Regions from separate parts of the Homo sapiens genome. Here region 1 is linked to region 2. The links are chromatin contacts, found by Hi-C in ENCODE. All regions are on one chromosome and are shown on one strand. The core of a region is the stretch at or near the end of the contact, and the rest is flanking DNA. Distances in the headings are between cores, read along the strand shown.

The links. A loop is a pair of places that touch in the nucleus more often than their neighbours do. Pooled maps may share reads with other maps.
Region 1: a loop to region 2 is called in a pooled map, with 4 times the contacts of the local background. The contact joins the promoter of C18orf61 here to the promoter of TUBB6 in region 2. A Hi-C loop is called at or near these places in 2 of 50 pooled maps.

The regions. Positions count from the first base shown.
Region 1 is chr18:12,199,337-12,203,412 of GRCh38, reverse strand. It overlaps C18orf61 (a long non-coding RNA gene), which reads right to left and starts at 2,634. Exons shown (of 5, transcript NR_049896.1): 1 at 2,239-2,634; 2 at 1,335-1,459.
Region 2 is chr18:12,306,448-12,310,495 of GRCh38, reverse strand. It overlaps TUBB6 (tubulin beta 6 class V), which reads right to left and starts at 2,255. Exons shown (of 4, transcript NM_032525.3): 1 at 2,147-2,255; 2 at 1,701-1,809. The coding sequence starts at 2,203. RefSeq lists silencers at 1,720-2,069, 2,090-2,189, 2,280-2,769.

The DNA.
Region 1 (4,076 bases), core at 1,385-3,884, 110 kb after region 2:
CATCAGAATGAACAGGCAACCTACAACATGGGAGAAAATTTTCGCAACCTACTCATCTGACAAAGGGCTAATATCCAGAATCTACAATGAACTCAAACAAATTTACAAGAAAAAAACAAACAACCACATCAAAAAGTGGGCGAAGGACATGAACAGACACTTCTGAAAAGAAGACATTTATGCAGCCAAAAAACACATGAAAAAATGCTCATCATCACTGGCCATCAGAGAAACGCAAATCAAAACCACTATGAGATATCATCTCACACCAGTTAGAATGGCAATCATTAAAAAGTCAGGAAACAACAGGTGCTGGAGAGGATGTGGAGAAATAGGAACACTTTTACACTGTTGGTGGGACTGTAAACTAGTTCAACCATTGTGGAAGTCAGTGTGGCGATTCCTCAGGGATCTAGAACTAGAAATACCATTTGACCCAGCCATCCCATTACTGGGTATATACCCAAATGACTATAAATCATGCTGCTATAAAGACACATACACACGTATGTTTATTGCGGCATTATTCACAATAGCAAAGACTTGGAACCAACCCAAATGTCAAACAATGATAGACTGGATTAAGAAAATGTGGCACATATACACCATGGAATACTATGCAGCCATAAAAAATGATGAGTTCATGTCCTTTGTAGGGACATGGATGAAATGGGAAATCATCATTCTCAGTAAACTATCACAAGAACAAAAAACCAAACACCGCATATTCTCACTCATAGGTGGGAATTGAACAATGAGATCACATGGACACATGAAGGGGAATATCACACTCTGGGGACTGTGGTGGGGTGGGGGGAGCGGGGAGGGATAGCATTGGGAGATATACCTAAGGCTAGATGACGAGTTAGTGGGTGCAGCGCACCAGCATGGCACATGTATACATATGTAACTAACCTGCACAGTGTGCACATGTACCCTAAAACTTAAAGTATAATTAAAAAAAAAAAGAAAAAAAAAAAAAGACCAAACCAAACTTTACACATATTTCCTTTTTCTTTTTGATTCTATGCCCCCTCCCTCAGCCTCCCAAGCAGCAGGAATACCCTGAAGGGCCCTGGGAACCCTTGCCCACTGAGTCCCACCTGGAAAGCAGTTCCCTAGCTGGAGAGTCCTCCTCATCAGTTATGCTCTCCAGCACCCACACTGGAGAAACACAAACAACAGGAGAAGTCATTTGAGAGAGGCTACCCACTCCTACTCCCGCTGAAGCCCCACTGCCTCACACAGGATTCCCTGGTCTTTCCTCTGGGTTCACAGATATTCCTGCAGCCTCTCTGGCCATAGCTTTCTACTGGAAAGTCATTTGCTCTCACCAGGCCCGTAATGCTCCTTCCCAAAGGAACCCAGAATCAGGTTTCCGTACACTAGATCCAGCAAGTTTGTTCCTCAGGAAGTGAGCCATTTCAGGGTAAATACTCCCCTCTGAGGTTGATGGCATCTGCAATTATAGAACACATTAGGAGGATTAGATGATGCCACGCATGTCACACATATCTGTTATTCTCTTGGCAACTTTAGAAAATTGTAAGTATAGTGGTAGAGTCAAAGGTCAAAGTCCCCCAAAACTAGCACAAAGTACACCTACAGAAAAGACAAGAACTTTTCCAACAGAATTTACCTTTAAGGTTTATTTAGATGGGCAGTTTCACAACTCTTTTTTATTTTTATTTTTATTTTTTGAAGGAGTCTCGCTGTCCAGGCTGGAGCGCAGTGGCTTGATCTCGGCTCACTGAAACCTCCACCTCCCTGGTTCAAGCGATTCTCCTTCTTCAGCCTCCCAAGTATCTGGATTACAGGCGCATGCCACCAAGCCCAGCTAACTTTTGTATTTTTAGTAGAGACGGGGCTTCATCATGTTTGTCAGGCTAGTTTTGAACTCCTGACCTCAGGTGATCCGCCTGTCTTGGCCTCCCAAAGTGCTGGGAATACAGGTGTGAGCCACCGGACCCAGCCACTTCCACAACTCTTAATCCATGGGGAAAACTGCTGCTGAGGGAAAGGCCTCTGCATTGCAGTAGATAGGGAATGCTGCCATCTACAAGGCCCCAGTATGCCAGGTGTGGGTTGGTGAGAGGCTGCCAACCAGTACCACCCAGCAAGGGAACTGTGGACATCATAGATAATGCACCCTGTCAGATTCCCATGTGTATATTTGACTGGAAAGGAAAGCAGCCAGGAAAGTAACATTTCTGTTTAAGACCAAGAAAAGTGTCTTACATTGCCAGCATCTTCTTTTTTGCAGATGTCTCCTACAGCACCCTCAGGAGGAGCTAGGAGAACACAGAGTAAGGGTCAGTGCCCTGGTGGTGGCAACTGTGTCACCCAGAGAGCTTTGCTTGGTGTGGTGCATGGAGGTAGCTGATCACAGCATGCGCCAACCTGATGCTGGGCCATGCTCCAGGTGGAAGGAGGAGGGCAACAGAGAGAGCAGGAGGGAACTGAGACAAGGAGGCCTAGGCCTTGTCCTTGTCCTAAGGCATCATGAAGCAGCACAAAGGAGTAAACCCAAAATGGACCTAAAATGCACACCAAGGTTCAACAGAAGGGTCCCTTCATCACTCACATGATTTGAAACTCTTCTACACAAACAAGACTTTCTTAACGTATTCAAGATTATCTCAGTGTACTACTAGAATCAAACTATGTTGGTACTGCATCTATTATCTATTTTACAGGATTTATCACTTGATTAAAAGCCAATTTTATTGGTGAAATAGATTCAATTTTAGGCAAATTATTTTATTTATTGCAAATTCTTTTTCATACAGATAACCAAAACATTAAAAATACTGAAATACTACAGATTAGAAATAGTCATACTTTCCCCTTTTTAAGTCTTCTTCTTGAGCCATGGTGCACGCACGGCACTCTTGGGCTGCTGTGATCAGGAGATCCAGGATCCTTTGTGCCACCCTCTCTGGAGACATTACCTAGAGGTCTCGCTCCAGGCAAAGAGGCCAAGCTCAGAGCCTGCTGGATCTGCTCTGCTGAAGCTAAGGGACATGACTCAGACACGCTCTACAGTGGGAAGCGGTTTCCAGGTTCAGATATGCATCATCTACTGAAATGAGGAAGTAGAAAAAATAGAAATTGACAAGTTCATGAGAAACTGCCCATGAGTGCAGGAGTAATTATTTTTGTCAACTGCCTTACATTCAGTATGTATTCAGACATATATAAGGTATTTTTATAAAAGTTGCAATTTTTAATTTTTGTCAGTTATGTTAAATCTAACTTATCAGCTCTCAATATAAAGACTCTACCTCATTTTCTTTGTGGTTTCCAGAAAATCTAGCACATGGTAAGTAGAACACCAAAATATTTATTAAATGAAAACACAGAGCAGGGATTGGGGACAGGCAGGCACGCAGGCAGGCAGTTATATTTGCTTACCTGGATGATAGTAAACTACACAAAACCTTAGTTAGATTAATACTGAAATTGCCTTCTGCTTTGGCTGTTTGCCGTTTTGGAAGAAGGACAACAATGAAGATGAACAGGAAAGAAATGAGAAACAGAGACCTTTGCTTACTAGCTAAAGGCTACCTACTGTAACACGAAATTGTCTACAAATGGTTTTCAACTCTGCGTGCTGTAATTCAGTGACAGAGTTCCCTAATTCCTCCTGTCTGGCTTCAAGTCCAGCTACATCGCCGCTGTCTTCTTTACAACTTGCAAGATGCTGCTGCTACTGCACTTATCTGCTGTATGAGATTTACACTTGTTTTAAAGCAAAACTTTATTTCACGTAGGCTAATGGCCAGGCAGGCTACACTAGTCAGTTAACAGTGAGACGGTTCCTCATGGAGGAAAGGTTAGGTTGAGGCTGAGGATCCTTAATCCAGATGTATAACAGAGTTGCCACGAGGCAACGGAAACCACACTGAGTGGAGCAGTGTTCTTATCTGTCTCTCTTCACCATTTTTAGCTGGCAGGTTTTGAGGATTTTAGGGCTTGTGAACATTACTAAATCTACTGAAATATATCACTGATCCTTATAAGCTTTGGCCAGCTGCTGAGCAAAATAACTTCAGAACTGTTCTATATGGTCCCCC
Region 2 (4,048 bases), core at 1,006-3,505:
TTTTTGCGATGGAGTCTCGCTCTGTTGCCCAGGCTGGAATGCAGTGGTGTGATCTCGGCTCACTGCAAGCTCCGCCTCCTGGGTTCATGCCATTCTCCTGCCTCAGCCTCCCAAGTAGCTGGGACCACAGGTGCCCACCACCACGCCCGGCTAATTTTTTTTGTATTTTCAGTAGAGATGGGGTTTCACCGTGTTAGCCAGGATGGTCTCGATCTCCTGACCTTGTGATCTGCCCACCTCGGCCTCCCAAAGTGCTGGGATTACAGGGGTGAGCCACCGTGCCTGGCCGAAACCCTGTCTCTTAAAAAAAAGAAAGAAAAAAAATCCTAGAACCTTAACACTGGAATGAGGAACGAGTCCAGGCATGACCTGGCAGAGGAGGTTCCAGGAAGAGGCAGGATGAGAAATCAAGTCCCCTGACTTCCTGCCTACTGTATTTTCCAGCTCACCCTGACACCTCTTTCCTGTTAGGAAGTTTTACAACTTTAGCTCCATGGAAATAAACTAGGTATTTACAGCAAATTGCCAGGTTTGGATGAAATTCTCTGCTTTGTGACACCTCCCCCATGCATACACATACATGTGCCCATGTGCAGTCTGAGAACCTTGTTACCCGGAGCACGCCACTGGCTGTTTCCCCAGAGTCACTCTCATTTTGAGTCAGAGTGTTCTTGTGTGGAAATTTCATGCCAATTGGGCTAGAACTTGTTCCCGGTGAGGACACGGTTAATATGATTCCAGATAGGACCTGCTCTTCAACTCCTGTCCTGCAGTGCACTCGCCAAGATCGAAAATGGATGTACCCAAGCTGGGTGAGGGATTAACATGAAGTGCAGTGTATACTGGAACTATCCTTAGTGTCCTCTAGAAATTTCATCTTCCATGCCCTGATGTTCCCAGCCTTTTGTCATTGCTGCGTAAATGAATAAAACTCCACTCGTTGCTGAGAACTGCCTGGAGTTTCAGCTTCCAGGGAGGTTAAAGTCTTTTTAGAGGTCTGCAAGGGACCAGAAAAGTCACTTAAGAGAGCGTTTCTCAAATTTTTAGCCAAGAATCCCCAATAAGAGATACGTTTTAAACTGGGGGGGGGGGGGGGGAAGCTTTGTTTTTCCCAAGGATCCTTGAGAAACGCTCTAATTTATTCTAACAGGGTCTCGCTCTGTCACCCAGGCTGGAGTGCAGTGGCGCGATCACAGCTCACTGCAGCCTCGACCTCCTGAGCTCAAGCCCTCAGTTAACTGGTACTACAGGGGTGGGCCACCAAGCCCGGCTAATTTTAAAATTGTTGTAGAGATCGGGGCGGGAGGGGGGCGGGGGGTGGTCTCCTATGCTGCCCAGGCTGGTCCTGAACTCCTGGCCCCAAATGATCCTCCAGTCTCGGCCTCCCAAAGCGCTGGGATTAGAGGCTTGAGCCACCGCGCCCGGCTAGACAGAGAAGGCTGGGCAGGAACCGCTACGTTGATTTCACAACGCTAACGGGTGGTCCCGTTCAAGCGCTCAGACCCTCAGGATAGGCTGAATCGAGCTGTTTGAATAAACTGACGGCGGATTTCCCGCCCCGGAGGAGCGAAGGGAGTGGCCGGGCATCCTGCTACACCCCGAGAGAACTTTTCCCGAAGCAAACTCGCCGCGCTAAGAGGCGGCGCCGGAGCGTCCACGCGGGTCCCGGCCGGGCAGGGCGCGGCGGCCTTGCTACTCACACGATGACTCATTGTAGTAGACGTTGATTCTCTCCAGCTGCAGCGCCGAGTCTCCCACGTAGCCTCCGGCCGGGTCGATGCCGTGCTCATCGCTGATCACTTCCCAAAACTTGGGCAGGGCAAGGCGGGGGGACAGACGCTCAGAACCCAGAGCCCGGGACGCCGCCACCCGCGCCCACCCCAGGCGCCCCGGCGGCCGAATTCCAGGCGCGCCTGAGCCGCCGGCAGCCGCTCCCAGTTGGGATGGGGGTGGGGAGCGAAGAGTAGAAGGTCCCCGGCCGGCCACGCCCCGGGCGCTCCCTCCCTGCGGCCCTCGCGGGTCCGCACCGGGCTCCGAGGACCCAGGGGCGCACAGCGGGTGCGCGCCCCGGCGGGGGTCGCGCCGGGAGACCCGGGGCCCGCCAGCAGCCGACCCGCGGAGAGGCCCTGCACCGCGCCAGGCCCACCTTGGTGCCGATCTGGTTCCCGCACTGGCCCGCCTGGATGTGCACGATCTCCCTCATGGCGGGCGCGGCTCTGCGCTAGGAACTGGCTCTGCGGACGACAGCGGCAACTGCGGGCCGGCTGCGCGCGTCCCGGGGCCGACCCTCCGCGCCCCCGCCCCCGCCCCGCCGCTCGCCAATGGCTGCGGGCCCCGCCCCGCCGCCCCCGCTCGACGCCGCGGCCCGGCCTGCAGCAGCCGAGGGAGGACGCGCGGGCGCCAGTCGGGGGACCCTTGCCGGGAGCCGGGCGGAAAAGGACGGGCCCGGAGCTGGCGGGGAGGAGACGGGAAGGAGCGCGGCGCCCGCCCCCACCACCGTTTCGCTGCCCCTTGTGGTGCCCCGCCAGAGGGAGACGCGAGTCGGGCCCTGGCGTCGGGGCAGCGGAGCCGACGTGGCCCGCGGGGTCCCAGCGCCGCGCCCGGGAGCATTGCAGCCGCCCGCGCCCAGTCCAGCCAAGCCGGGACACTGCCCTGGGGTTCGGCGGTGGAGCTTTTCAGGGTCTCTGCCCCCTGCCCCCCACCCCCCGGTCGCACCCCGGGCACACGTTCTTAGGGCCTCTTCGTCCTGGTGTTTCCGTCTCCGGAGATACAGAGGCCATTCCTCTCCGACGACTCCCACCCCTTTGGAACCGGGTTTAGCTAAAGTGACTACAGGGCTGGATCCGAAAATGAACACCTCCTGCGCCGGGTCTATGCAGCCTACTCCTCGCGCGTTAGCGAAGAAATGCGCTTCGGCCTGGGAGGGCGCGCCAGAGTCCGTCTTCCTGGCCAGTTTTGTGTGGTGGAAAGGAATGACTGCTGATGCCGGCCGGGTGACTTGGATTTTAATTCTAGCTGTTTTCAGTTAGCTCTGCGCTTCAGCGGACTCCTCTGTTAACGGAAAAGGTTATCCTAGGGGAGCCTTTCAGCCTCCAAAATGCGGGATGCTCTGGCCTCTGCAGTCAGAATGTGCATGCATCAGGGCTTTTGCGGAAGTTTCCTCACGTGAACGCTGCAGGCTGGGACCACCGGGGTAGCCTCTGCGTCCCCTCCCAGGCCCGTAGAAACGCCGCACATGAGGAAGCGACGATGTTCTGTAATTTGCACTGGCACTTTCTTTTTAGACAGATGAAAACTTTGGGAAATTCCTAATTGTGTGTGTGCATGTTTGTACGTTTGGAAGGGAGTGGAGAACTTTTAAAAGTTTTTCTTCTGGAGTTTTGCAAATGTTTCCAAATTGAGGAATTTTTTTTTTTAACCCTTGGGTCCCCGCCTCCCCACTGCTCTCTCCACCCCAGTGCTGCTCCTCGGCCTTCTTGTGGGTCCCCACACCTCTTTACACAGCCACACGCCCAGGGAGCAGATGAGGAGGCCACAGCCCAGCCCCTGCGCTCCCATTTCAAACTATGAGCCTGAGATTAATCAGCCACCTTCTCCTGAGTCCTCAACACCCTTATTTAGGCTGTTTGTTTCCATTGCTTAATTATTGACTCCAACGAGTGCTACCTTAACCCATCCTGCCGGCCCGAAGTCTAGTGTGGGGAGCCCGAGAGCGGAGGGCCTGTGCCATCCCTGGAAGAACCCTTCCTCCAGCTTTAGTCTCTCTCTCTAAGAAATCCAGCCATCAAGTGGTTTAAAAGAAAGTGTCTACTTTAGAAGCTTTGGTCGTTTGCTGAAATAGCCACCCTTTCAGTGCTAGCCCTTGGGCTGGAATTTAAGTCCAGGGGTCTGATCGAGCCAGAAAGTAGGTGTCAGCGTGGCTTCCGGAAGTCCGTTGTCACTTGGATTTGACAAGGGACAAGCCGACCTGCTGGTTTCTGGGCTCCTGCTCGCTGTGCGCTCTGCGCTGTCTGCAGGGATTGGTGCCCGCGGAGTGCGCTTTGTCTGG